Regions from separate parts of the Homo sapiens genome. Here region 2 is linked to region 1. Evidence: chromatin loops called from intact Hi-C (ENCODE). Cell type or tissue: GM12878. All regions are shown on one strand. Each heading gives the region's core, and the rest is flanking DNA. Links, peaks and the distances in the headings are about the cores only.

Region 1 (5,390 bases), core at 141-5,140:
CATACAGTGGGTGAAACACAAAAGGTTCCACTGATGTTGAAAAACCTGGACAGTGAAGCACAAAATGACTGCAAAATTCCCCTATGGCTTAGCATAAACCAGGGCTACTGCCTATTCCTGCTAGCTGGACACACGTGCTGACTCATCCCTGCCTTGCAGTTGCTGTCCACAAAGCAAATGAAAGAGGAAAGCCTTGAGGTATTCTTATTCAAGTGCTTGAGCTTGGATTATTTGGGGAATAAGTATACATTTTAATAACCCTGTGGATTCAGTGAGAAAATGCAACATACATTTACTTGTTCAGTGTCCAAAATGTAGACTGTTTATAGGGATTTAAGAAAAACAGAACCTTGTGGTTCAAGACCAAATAAATCACTAAAACTCTTTTCATAACGTGAACCTCTGTGGGCCAAATGTGAAGAGAGGTGGATTTATATATTTTTAATATGATTAATGATTTGAAAGTCCCCAACTTCTTAAGTACCATGGTTAATAGTTAATGAAGTACCTTTTTCTAAGCCCTGTGCAAATTAATGTCAGAGAGAAAAAAATATGGAAAATGCATACGAATTAAAGCAGAAAGACTTTCCAGTTACTTAAAACCAGGCAGATGGAAATGAATTACTTTTCTTTAATTGTGGCTAGAGGCAAGGCAATGATAGTAAGTCCAAGACTGGAGACTGCAGAAGTTTTCTAATCAGATCCCCCAGCCTGGCTTCCTGATGTTGTATCCAACCTCTCTTCACCAACCCCATACACACACACGCACACACACACGCGCCCACACGCGCACACACGCACACACGTCTCTCTCCATTTCAAGGTTCTGTCCTGGATAGTACCATCATTCCTAGTCCACTGGATCATGGCACATGATGATATTTCCTTGCCCCTTTTTTCTCACATATAAGCCCATTCTTTAAAGCCTGGCACATAGTAGGAAATTAATACATGTCTGCTAAATGAGCTGACCCATATGTTTATTTGAGCTGTAATGATTTTTGTAGGCATGGCAGGAGGAACTGTTGGATGTCATTCTTTTTTTTTTGCGGGCGGAGGGGGGGAGTCTCACTCTGTCACCCAGGCTGGAGTGCGGTGCCGCGATCTCAGCTCAGTGCAACCTCCGCCTCCCGGGTTTAAGTGATTCTTCTGCCTCAACCTCCTGAGTAGCTGGGACGACAAGCGTGCGCCACCATGCCCGGCTAATTTCTGTATTTTTAGTAGAGACGGGGTTTCGCCATATTGGCCAGACTGGTCTCAAACTCCTGACATCATAGTCTGCCTGCCTCAGCCTCTCAAAGTGCTGGGATTACAGGCATGAGCCACCGCGCCCAGCCTGGCTGTCATTCTTGTCTCAGCAACTTGAAGCAGGTTCCTGGAACAGACCATTTATTTAAAGTTTTGCATAAAGGGGTGCCATAACATCCCACATGAATTGCAGATGTTTATCGTAACACACCTTCACCTTTCACCTCCCCCAGGTGTTCAATAAACATGGAATGAATAAGTACTTGTATCATTTGGGAAACTATTTTACTCTCTCTGCATCTCATACTTGATGTTATGGATTTCAACAAAAGTATTCTTACTTATAAAATGAGTAGCATTATTTCTGCTGTAAATATTCTGTTTGTGACTTGATTTGAAGACAGTTCAAATCCAATATTAAAGATATTTCTTGTAATGCTTTGCAAAAGAATCATAAAATTCTACTTAATTTTATTCCTATCCTCAAAAACCTAATCAAGTATTGTAATTCTATAAAGAAAATATTTATTGATTTTTAAATATTTTTGTTGCCTCATATAAAGTTGTATCAGAATTTTAAGTAAGTGCAAAAAATAGTAAACTGCTATTCTATCTCACATTCACTTTCCTCATAGATTCATAGACTCTCAGGTCTGGAGGGGTCTTTAAATTTGGTCCCCAGCTCTAGACCACAGTCATTTTGGATTGTAAGCATTCTAAGGCCACTGCTCCTTGAACAGTAATGTGCATACAAATCACCTGGGACGGACGTTAAACTGCAGCTTCTGGAGTGAGGCCCATGCTCAGATTTATTCCTAATAACCCTTAAGAAAGATTATTTTCTAGTTCCTTTTTCTGCAACTGATTGGAATGCACACAGATAGAGACAACAGGATAGGGTGTCCAGATAAAATTATTCTTAATCAAATCACATTTCAGATAAATAACAAATAACATTTTCAGTGTAAGTATGTCTCAAATACTGCATGGGATGTATACTAAAAAAATTGTTGTTTATCTGAAATTAAAATTTAACTGCATGTTCTGTAGTTTTATTTGCTAAATCTGACAACCCTACATGGGCATAAAGAAGAAAAGCAAGGGCTTTGGTGTCAAGACCTCGCCGATATTGAGTACTGTCTTCTCATTTACTTGCTGCGTAATAAGAGGCAGTCTTGTGACATCGAAGCCTCTACTTCCTCATCTATAAAAAGAGAGAGAAGAGCACTGGCCGTGCTGGGTTGTTATAAAGAGTAAATGAGTTGATACTGGTGAAATACTAGGCCCATAGTAAGTAATTAATAAGGCCAACAGAAATGATATTGGTGATTGAGGTTTGTCCATGCTGTTGACTCTGAAAAGAGAATATTGCATTCATTAGGAAATAACATTTGTAATGTATATTATCATGTTGCCTCAATGTGAAAAACTATTATCTGATTTTCATGCAAACTTGATTTTCTATCTCAGTGATTCTCATCTTTTAGCATGCAACATTATCACTTATTAAAACACGATTGTTGGGGCCCACCCCTAGAGATTATGATTCAATAGGCCTGCGGTAGGGCCCAAGAATCTGCCTTTTGAGCAAGTTCCAAGGTGATGGTGACACTGCTAGTCTGAAGCCAACATTTGAGAGCTTCTGATCTGTATCAGAATTATTCTGGCTTTTTCATGGTTTTCTTGCTTTGTGTGGTTAAAGTAATGCCACCTACTGGACATAATTGAGAAGAACTCTCAGTAGAAACTTAAAACATTTTTTTTTAAATGATTAAATTCTAAGGGTCCTGTCGAGAGCTTGAAAATTCTTGTCCTTTTGACAAATTGGGAACAGACAGAGTATTTTTATTGTGACACAAGAATATCAACTTGTTTGTAGGATTTCTTTTTTAAGTAAAGAAAACATTAAAAATATTCTCCCTTCTGTTTATAGTTAAATGCATAAGAGCAATACTGACACTAAGTGCTGCCAATTACTTGTTGTACTCTCAATTTCATGAAAGAAAGGAACATATCTTGGTACAATAAGTGCAAAAATTCTTTCTCTTTGGTCCTATGTATTCATCTAGACAATGAGAAAAGGTGAGATAATCTCAACAAGTAGTCTCTAATGTTCTGTGATTCTGCCCAAAAGACATTTCACTTAGCTTAACCTCAGAAGGAGAAAGAATCTCATTTAGAATGAAAGCCTGTTCTCTGACATTATACAACTCTTTCATTTTATAAAAACTAACCTAAATGTGACTCTTACCCCAAATGCAGTCATATTCTGAGGTACTAGGTAATAGAGGTTCAATATATGAATTTTGGAGAGGCATAATTCAGCCCATAACAGTACTGTACAAATATTGTTTTAAAATAGAATCTTATCCCCTTGGGGTTTATTTTCTGCATTTGTAAAACAAGGAAGTTTTCCTGAGGGAGTTCTGAGTAACTTGAAACTCAATATTCTGTTGTGCTCTCATTTCTTTAGCCCCTAAGAGTCTATAGTCAAGGAGAAGCTTATCCAGGAGCCAGTGCATGCCAGGTTTCAGGAGAGGGGACCGTTTGCATTTAAGTAGTGTTGTGAAAAGAGCATGGCATCAGATAACTGAGTTTCATTTCAACTCAGTAATTTTCTTATTAAGAAAGCTTGTATATAATAATCAATCTCTCTGGGTCTCAGTTTCCTCCTGGGCAAAGTGGGGCTTGTAAAACCTGTCTAGAGTTGCTCTGAAGGTAAGGCATATAACATGCGTAAAGCACCTGACACAAAGATTGCTTAACAATGGAGGCTCAGCGAATGGTAGTTACACATTGTACATTCAGCCTTGTCTTGCCTCCCCTAAGGCAGAATCAATCTTGCAGCGGCGATGCCTCAGTGGTGTTGGAGACTGTGCCTCATACTTCCCTGGGGTGACTGCGGCTATGGTGCTTCCTTCTGAGCCATAGTGCTGACATGAGAAGCAAACAGCAACCTGTCTTTCTCCCCATTGCAGAGCCACAGATCCCTTTCTAGGGACCAGTGAGAACAATGGTTATTCCAACAACTATCCATCATTACAACCTCATGTACTTTTTGGATGCAAGCTCTGGAGTTGAAACACCAGAGCTTCACTTTCGAGTAGCCAGTTCTTTCTTAACAGCATCCTCGAGGAAGGTAAGAAATGCTGCATCAGGTCCAACAGCAAGTCTAGAGAAAGCTAGCTCTAGACACTGTGCTAGGTCAATTTTCCCAGTGCCTGACCACCTGGTGGAGCTTTGGTGAGTCTTTGACTACTTTAACTTTCTTTCCCTATTTCAAAATTACCTAAAGCACAGATTACCCTGGGGCTTCCTGGGTAAGTCTCTCTTAGGAGGGGAAGCTATGCTGTCATATTTAGGCAATTACTTAGATACTACTTGAAATGTGAAAAACAAGGGCATTAATAATCCCAGCGCCCTTAAACAACTATGTTCATTTCTGTATCAAAAATTTCAGTCTAATATTCATGTGTGTATATATATGTACATGTATAATACATACACTTTTTGTGTATTTACAGATCAAAGATTGTTTTATATAAATACCATTTTTACTGTATCTAGCCAAGAAGCATTTTTCAACTGCTGTCATTTTTATGGTTTAATTATATTATATTATATTGTATTGTATTATATTAACTACATGGACAAAAATTTCCCCATATCCTATCTATGAGTATTTATATTGCTTTTAATTTTATAAATGGTGCTGCAATGCCCATTATTATGCATATGTTTTCCATGCCCTCCTTCTCTCAAATCATTTCCTTAGAATAAATAAATTTCTAGAACTTGGCATGAACATTTCTATGTAGATCAGACTTCAGAACCAAGCATCCCTCACTTTCCCGAAAAGTGCTGCAGTCTTTTAAATTTTTGATTCTCTATAGAAGACAGAGCTTCTTTCATTGAAACTTTTAGTACTGAAGCATAGAAAAGAGTGCCATCTGCTGCCTTGAAAACATCACTTCCTTCAATTTTCTGCTTGTTCCTGGAGAGCATGACCCGTTATCTGCCAAGATAAGATCTATTCCCAAGTTGGGTATTAAATGATAGGAAGAGTGTTCATTAAGTAAAGTCACATTACCGTTACAAGGCCCAGTGTAACCTGCAGTTACAGTGTCTAGAGTGCAGCCAGG
Region 2 (5,390 bases), core at 220-5,219, 81 kb before region 1:
TGCTGAGAGTCAATTGATGTCTGCTGGTGTTCCATTTGTTAAGTAGTGGATTACTGATCAAATGTTATCTCTCTGGCAGAGCATACGATGACTTAGAAACCCTCACCTTTTACTATCATTTAGGGGTCCCACAGTCACTACTCTCTTAGTTTTGTTAATTTCTCCAAAGCCTTCCAGTAGTTATTACCACCGTTCCTTCTTTAGGGTAATCAAAAGCAGTTTAGAGAATAAATCACGCATCTCTACTCTGGAAATTTGACAACAGAGCCCTTAGCTCCCTAAGATGCTGTCTTCATCACATAAAACAGGCTTTTTTGGGGTCTATGACCTTAAATTAAGTTTATGCCATTAGCTTCACCTATCATAGTACTGGGGGCTAATTCATTTCTTTTATCTTAAGAAAAAAAATTAAAGATCTGGTATAATGCTTTTAAAATTTTTCACATACTTTGACTTCATCTTCTTATCACCATTTTTCAATTTCAATTACTTAGTGTTTTAGAACCAATATGCTAAAACTCAGCATGATAGAAAATACAGACCAGATCTTTAGAAAAGGGCAGACAGCAAACTAAAAGGCAGAAAAAGAAATGGAGCAAAGAATGGTCACACAAGATCTGTATTCTGAGCTCTTCGAGATGCCATCCGTTCAAACGTTACTTACCTTGGCCTCAAGACTTTATTCTACTGAACATCACTTGTTAGGTCCCTAAGCTAACATGTATTTTCAGACATGGTTCTCTGATTTTCTTATGTGAAAACCTGGGCTGATTTACATTCCATGACCTGAAAATAGATGCCTGCTTTTGTTGATGGAATATTAGCTCAATTAAAAAGAATAGGAATCCTGGAAGGTGCCTAGAGATGACATGGAAAATTAGAGGATTATAACTCTAACTTTTTCACAGAGGAAACTATAATAAAATTCATTTTTCCAGAACCCTAGAGTTGATACAGGATTTGACCTAGGAGTACTTGCCTTCAAATCTGTGTTTAGCCATTTACTTGTGTGCGAATCAGGGCAAATCCTTTAACTTTTGTGTTTTTCAGGTTTCTCATCTATTAAATAGGACTTCAAATACCTACCTCACAGAATTATCATTAGGTTCAGCTGTATACAATTCCTTTGAATACTCTAAAGACTACAGCTGCCAGTTGGTCTTGAGGTTATTTCTTGTCAAGATCAAGCCCTATCAGAAAAACCTAGTCTCATGTAGGGCAGAAGGGTAGTTTTGGTTTCTGACATTCTATAGATGTCATTTCTCTTGACCTTGGTAATGTTTCTAAATTGAGTTTGCAGCACAGTATCGGTCCTTGTGGAAATATGACTAAGAACACGTACACTTCTAACTACATAACATCTGGCTAGAAACATAATCTGAGAATAGTCTTTGAGAATAAATGGTTAGAGACACAACAAGTGATGTTCAGTAGCAAGAAGTCTTAGAAGCAGGGTGAGTCACATTTAAATCAATGACACAGCAGAGACCAATGAAGATTATTAAGTATATCAGTGACAAGGCTGTGTAAACTGGGTTCTATTACTTTGATAAAAGATAGATTCAGAATTCAAAGTGACTTTGGTGATTTAGAAAATAAATACAGAAAACTCGTTTCTAACTAGGAGCAGAGGAAGACACAGGATGGGGAGAAGGCTCAAATGTGCCCATATTTATGAGGGGAAAGAGCCAGCTATGTGTGGAGGGGGAGAAAAAGAAAGTGAGGTTCTGGGTAGTTATCAGATTGCCTGTGAGTCAGCAATGCGGCACTGCAGTTAGAAGAGCCAGATGAGTGCTGCAGGGCACGACAGGAAGGTGGCATGGAGCAATATCTGAAGGTCCACCTCCTCTTAGACGGATAACTGGACAGACTACATATGGATTATCAGTTTGTCTCTGGTTAAATACCTGTATATATTTCTTTAGGATACCTACTATGATCACTTTTGCAGAGTGAAGATGGCTTTTCTCTTTCTAATGTGAGCCATAAGGGATGCATTATGGGAGAGGAGTTATCTAAAAATGGAGAAACCTAATCCTATTTAGGGCAGGAGGGACCCCAACCCTCCTTAGCCTCCTCTATTAAACTATTATTTGTCAGTTGTTTTGAAAGTTTCAAAATACTTTAAAGATTTTCTAATTTTCAGCCTATATTATCTCTTGAATCAGTGAATCCTTAAGTTTACTACTCAGAAGGGTACCACTGTGCACGAAGACCATTGCACCCTGTGTCTTGTGTAAATTCACTTTTTTCTTGGACAGCCCCTTTTCCTTATGTCTACTTGGTGAACTTCTCTTTATCCATCAGGTCTCAGCTGAAGCCTCACTCTGTGTGAAGCCCTTTTTGACCTTCCTGGGTAGAGTTGTATCCCTTACGCTCACCTCTGCTGCATTGTGTACATTCCCCTGTTAAAGGCTCATTAATCACACTAGATAGAATTAGAATGTGAGCTTCTTGAAAGTACAGATCACATCTTACTCATCTATTCATCTTTGTATTCTCAGACCTAGAAGTGCCCCTGGCACATGGTGTGTGCTCTATAATTACCTATGAAATGATTTAATGAAGGGTTGAATGAAGATGAGTACATAACTACAAGATCTATGTGAATAGGTAAAAAAAAAAAAAAAAAAGTCCGCTATTTAACTAGAAAAAAGGCAACTCCAACTTTCTGTATTCCATAGTGTACCACACGGGTGAGGAATTATATTTTAAAAAGAATTTTAAGAGTTTCCCGTGAGCTGTAAGAAAGAAGTCGTTGCCAGTAACAACTAAGCATAGTCTTTTCTCCGTTCACATGCAGACGATGAGCTAGAGTAAGTTTCTTCTAACTTTAAGTTCTTTATTACCTCATGCTAAGTTCCAGCATTTTCTATTCTTTGGCTTCTACCAGTTGCTTGAGGATCCATGATGGAGACAGACTCATCCTGAAAAGCCCAATTCCACCTTCAGCAAAACCTACAAGAGGTCTCATCTGTTGAAGTGAACTAAAAGTTTAGCAAGTGATAAAATTTTCACATTGTCACACATTCATTTAATAGTAAGGGGAAACGTGAAGCCAAGAAATATTTTTTAAGGCAGCAATGTACAAACATATCTTTTTCATTCTGTAAATCTCTTTTCTCAGGGTAGGTTTGATCAGAGGGAAAGAAACATCTTTACCATAGTATTGTCTCCAAGTGTTCTGTTTCTGTTTTTTTGAGTGAAGCGTTTGATGCCTGTTGAGGGTTTTAGTGGTCTGATTCTGACTGTAAAGTTGCTGATTTCTTCTACCCACTACCATTTTTGTTTCAGAAACAAAGCAACAGAAAATGGCATTGTTTGTTTGCCTAATGACATGTGCTAAACACACACACACACACACACACACACACACACACACACACAGAAGAAAAACAAAAAGCCTCCCTCCTGTCCTCCAGCTCATTTTTAATATTTATCTTTTCATGAGTACATCCAGCCTATCTTTAATGTTGTCAACATGTTCCTAAGCAGGCTGAGTAGGGTGTTAGCAAACAACAGCAGCAGGAAATCTCTAGTCCCTGACAGTTAGAGAGGGCTCCCCTCCAAGAAGTGAGCCTAAAAAGTACATATTAGCTTTTTTAAAAAAATCTCAGACTCAACAAATTTATTAGTGTCATGATTTCATTTTCTATTTTAGAATATCATGGTTTTCACAGTGTCCCATGATTCTATTAATTCCTTTTATTAACAAATGAGTTATAGATATTTTAATTTATATCTCAATTCTTAAGATTCTAGAAGACATAATTCATCAGTCACAGACATCAAGACCTCAGTGAGAAATTGGTTGGTAGTGGTGACAGCATGAGTTTGAGAACCAGGATTACCTGAATCTGAATTATGGTTCTGTATGTTCTACCTGCATGACTGAGGAAATAAGCTTCTCTGTGCCTCAGTTTCCCACTTATAAAATAAGATTGACATTACCCCATTTTCAGAGTTAGTGTCAAAATTAAGTGAATTGCAACATGTAAGGCTCTTAGTACAATTTCAGATATATAGTAAACTCCTGATAAATGGTGACAATGAAGATGATGATGGAGTTGAAGATGCATTTTTTTCAGCAGAGTTCATTCAGACAGGTACATTCCCTGATGCTGGAGATCACAAATCCTTATACGTAAAAATCAACTCTACCTTTTAGGATGGAAAATGTCTAAAGGTTTTCAAGGTGTTGATTTTCAAATGTGTTAAAAAGCTCAAAAGAGACAAAGGCTTCAATATTCAGACTGTCTTCTGGCAGCGTTAGAGAAGGCTCAGTCTATGTAAATCTAGAAGTTGCAATTTGTCATTTATTTTCTGAACCTCCAAATGCATATTTTGGACCTTTATTTTGTTTAAATTCTTGGGTGATAATTAAATCACAGGAGTATCTATGACATATGTGGTTGGGTGATCACCTCTTAATCTCAAATACCCTGTGACTGTTTCTGACAAACATATTTTGAAGACATTTATAAAAGAGAATAAATAGTTCGCAAATATTTTCTCCCATTCTGTAGCATGTCTGTTTACTCTGTTGATAGTTTCTTTTGCCATGTAGAAGCTATTTAGTTTAATTAGGTCTATTTATCAATTTTTGTGTTTGTTGCAATTGCTTTTGAGGACTTAGCCATAAATTATTTGCCAAGGCTGATGTCCAGAATGGTGTTTCCTAGGTTTTCTTCTAGTATTTTATAGTTTGAGGACTTACATTTAAATATTTAATCCATCTTGAGTTAATTTTTGTATATGGTGAAAGGTAGGGGTCCACTAGCATCCAGAATCTCTTAGGAACTTAAACAGTTCAACAAGCAAGAAGTAATCCTTTCAAACAGTGTGCAAAGGACATGAACAGACACTTCTCAAAAGAAGACATACAAGCAGCCAACAAACATATGAAAAAATGTTCAGCATCACTAAACAGTAGAGAAATGCAAATCAAAACCACAATGAGGTATCATCTCACATGAGTTAGAATGGCTATTACTATTATTATTATTATCATTATTTGAGATGGGGCCTCACTCTGTCACCCAGACTGGAGTGCAGTGGTGCGATCATGGCTCACTGCAGCCTCGACCTCAAGTTATCCTCCCACCTCAGGCTCCTGAGTAGCTGGGTCTACAGGAATGTGACACCACGCCCAGCTAATTTCTATTTTTTTGTATTTTTTGTAGAGACAGGGTTTTGCCATGTTGCCCAGGCTGGTCTTGAACTCCTGAACTCAAGTAATCCATCCGTCTCGGCCTCCCAAAATGCTGAGATTATTGGCATGAGCCACTGCACCCAGCTGGCTATTACTTAAACGTCAAAAAATAACAAATGCTGGTGAGGCTGAAGAAGAAAAAAAGGAATGCTTATACACTGTTGGTGGGAATGTAAAT

What was found. Hi-C counts contacts between places; a loop is a spot of excess contacts. Peaks named below come from ENCODE experiments on the same cell type or tissue, not always from the same donor. Only the 100,000 strongest peaks of a DNase experiment are listed, where the experiment ranks them.
Region 2: it touches region 1 in a loop (7-fold over the local background); 1 of 110 quality-filtered maps calls a loop at or near these places.

The regions. Positions count from the first base shown.
Region 1 is chr3:178,434,457-178,439,846 of GRCh38, reverse strand. All of the region lies in intron 1 of LINC01014 (long intergenic non-protein coding RNA 1014), which reads right to left. Among named protein-coding and RNA genes, the nearest start is that of LINC01014, 18 kb to the right of the region's middle. In GM12878, for the core only: a CTCF peak has its summit at 2,957 (motif pointing left); a DNase peak (open chromatin) is centred at 2,930.
Region 2 is chr3:178,515,185-178,520,574 of GRCh38, reverse strand. No RefSeq gene overlaps it. Among named protein-coding and RNA genes, the nearest start is that of KCNMB2, 19 kb to the left of the region's middle. In GM12878, for the core only: no CTCF peak of the experiment used is centred there; a DNase peak (open chromatin) is centred at 1,304; H3K4me3 peaks cover 1,094 bases; H3K27ac peaks cover 5,000 bases.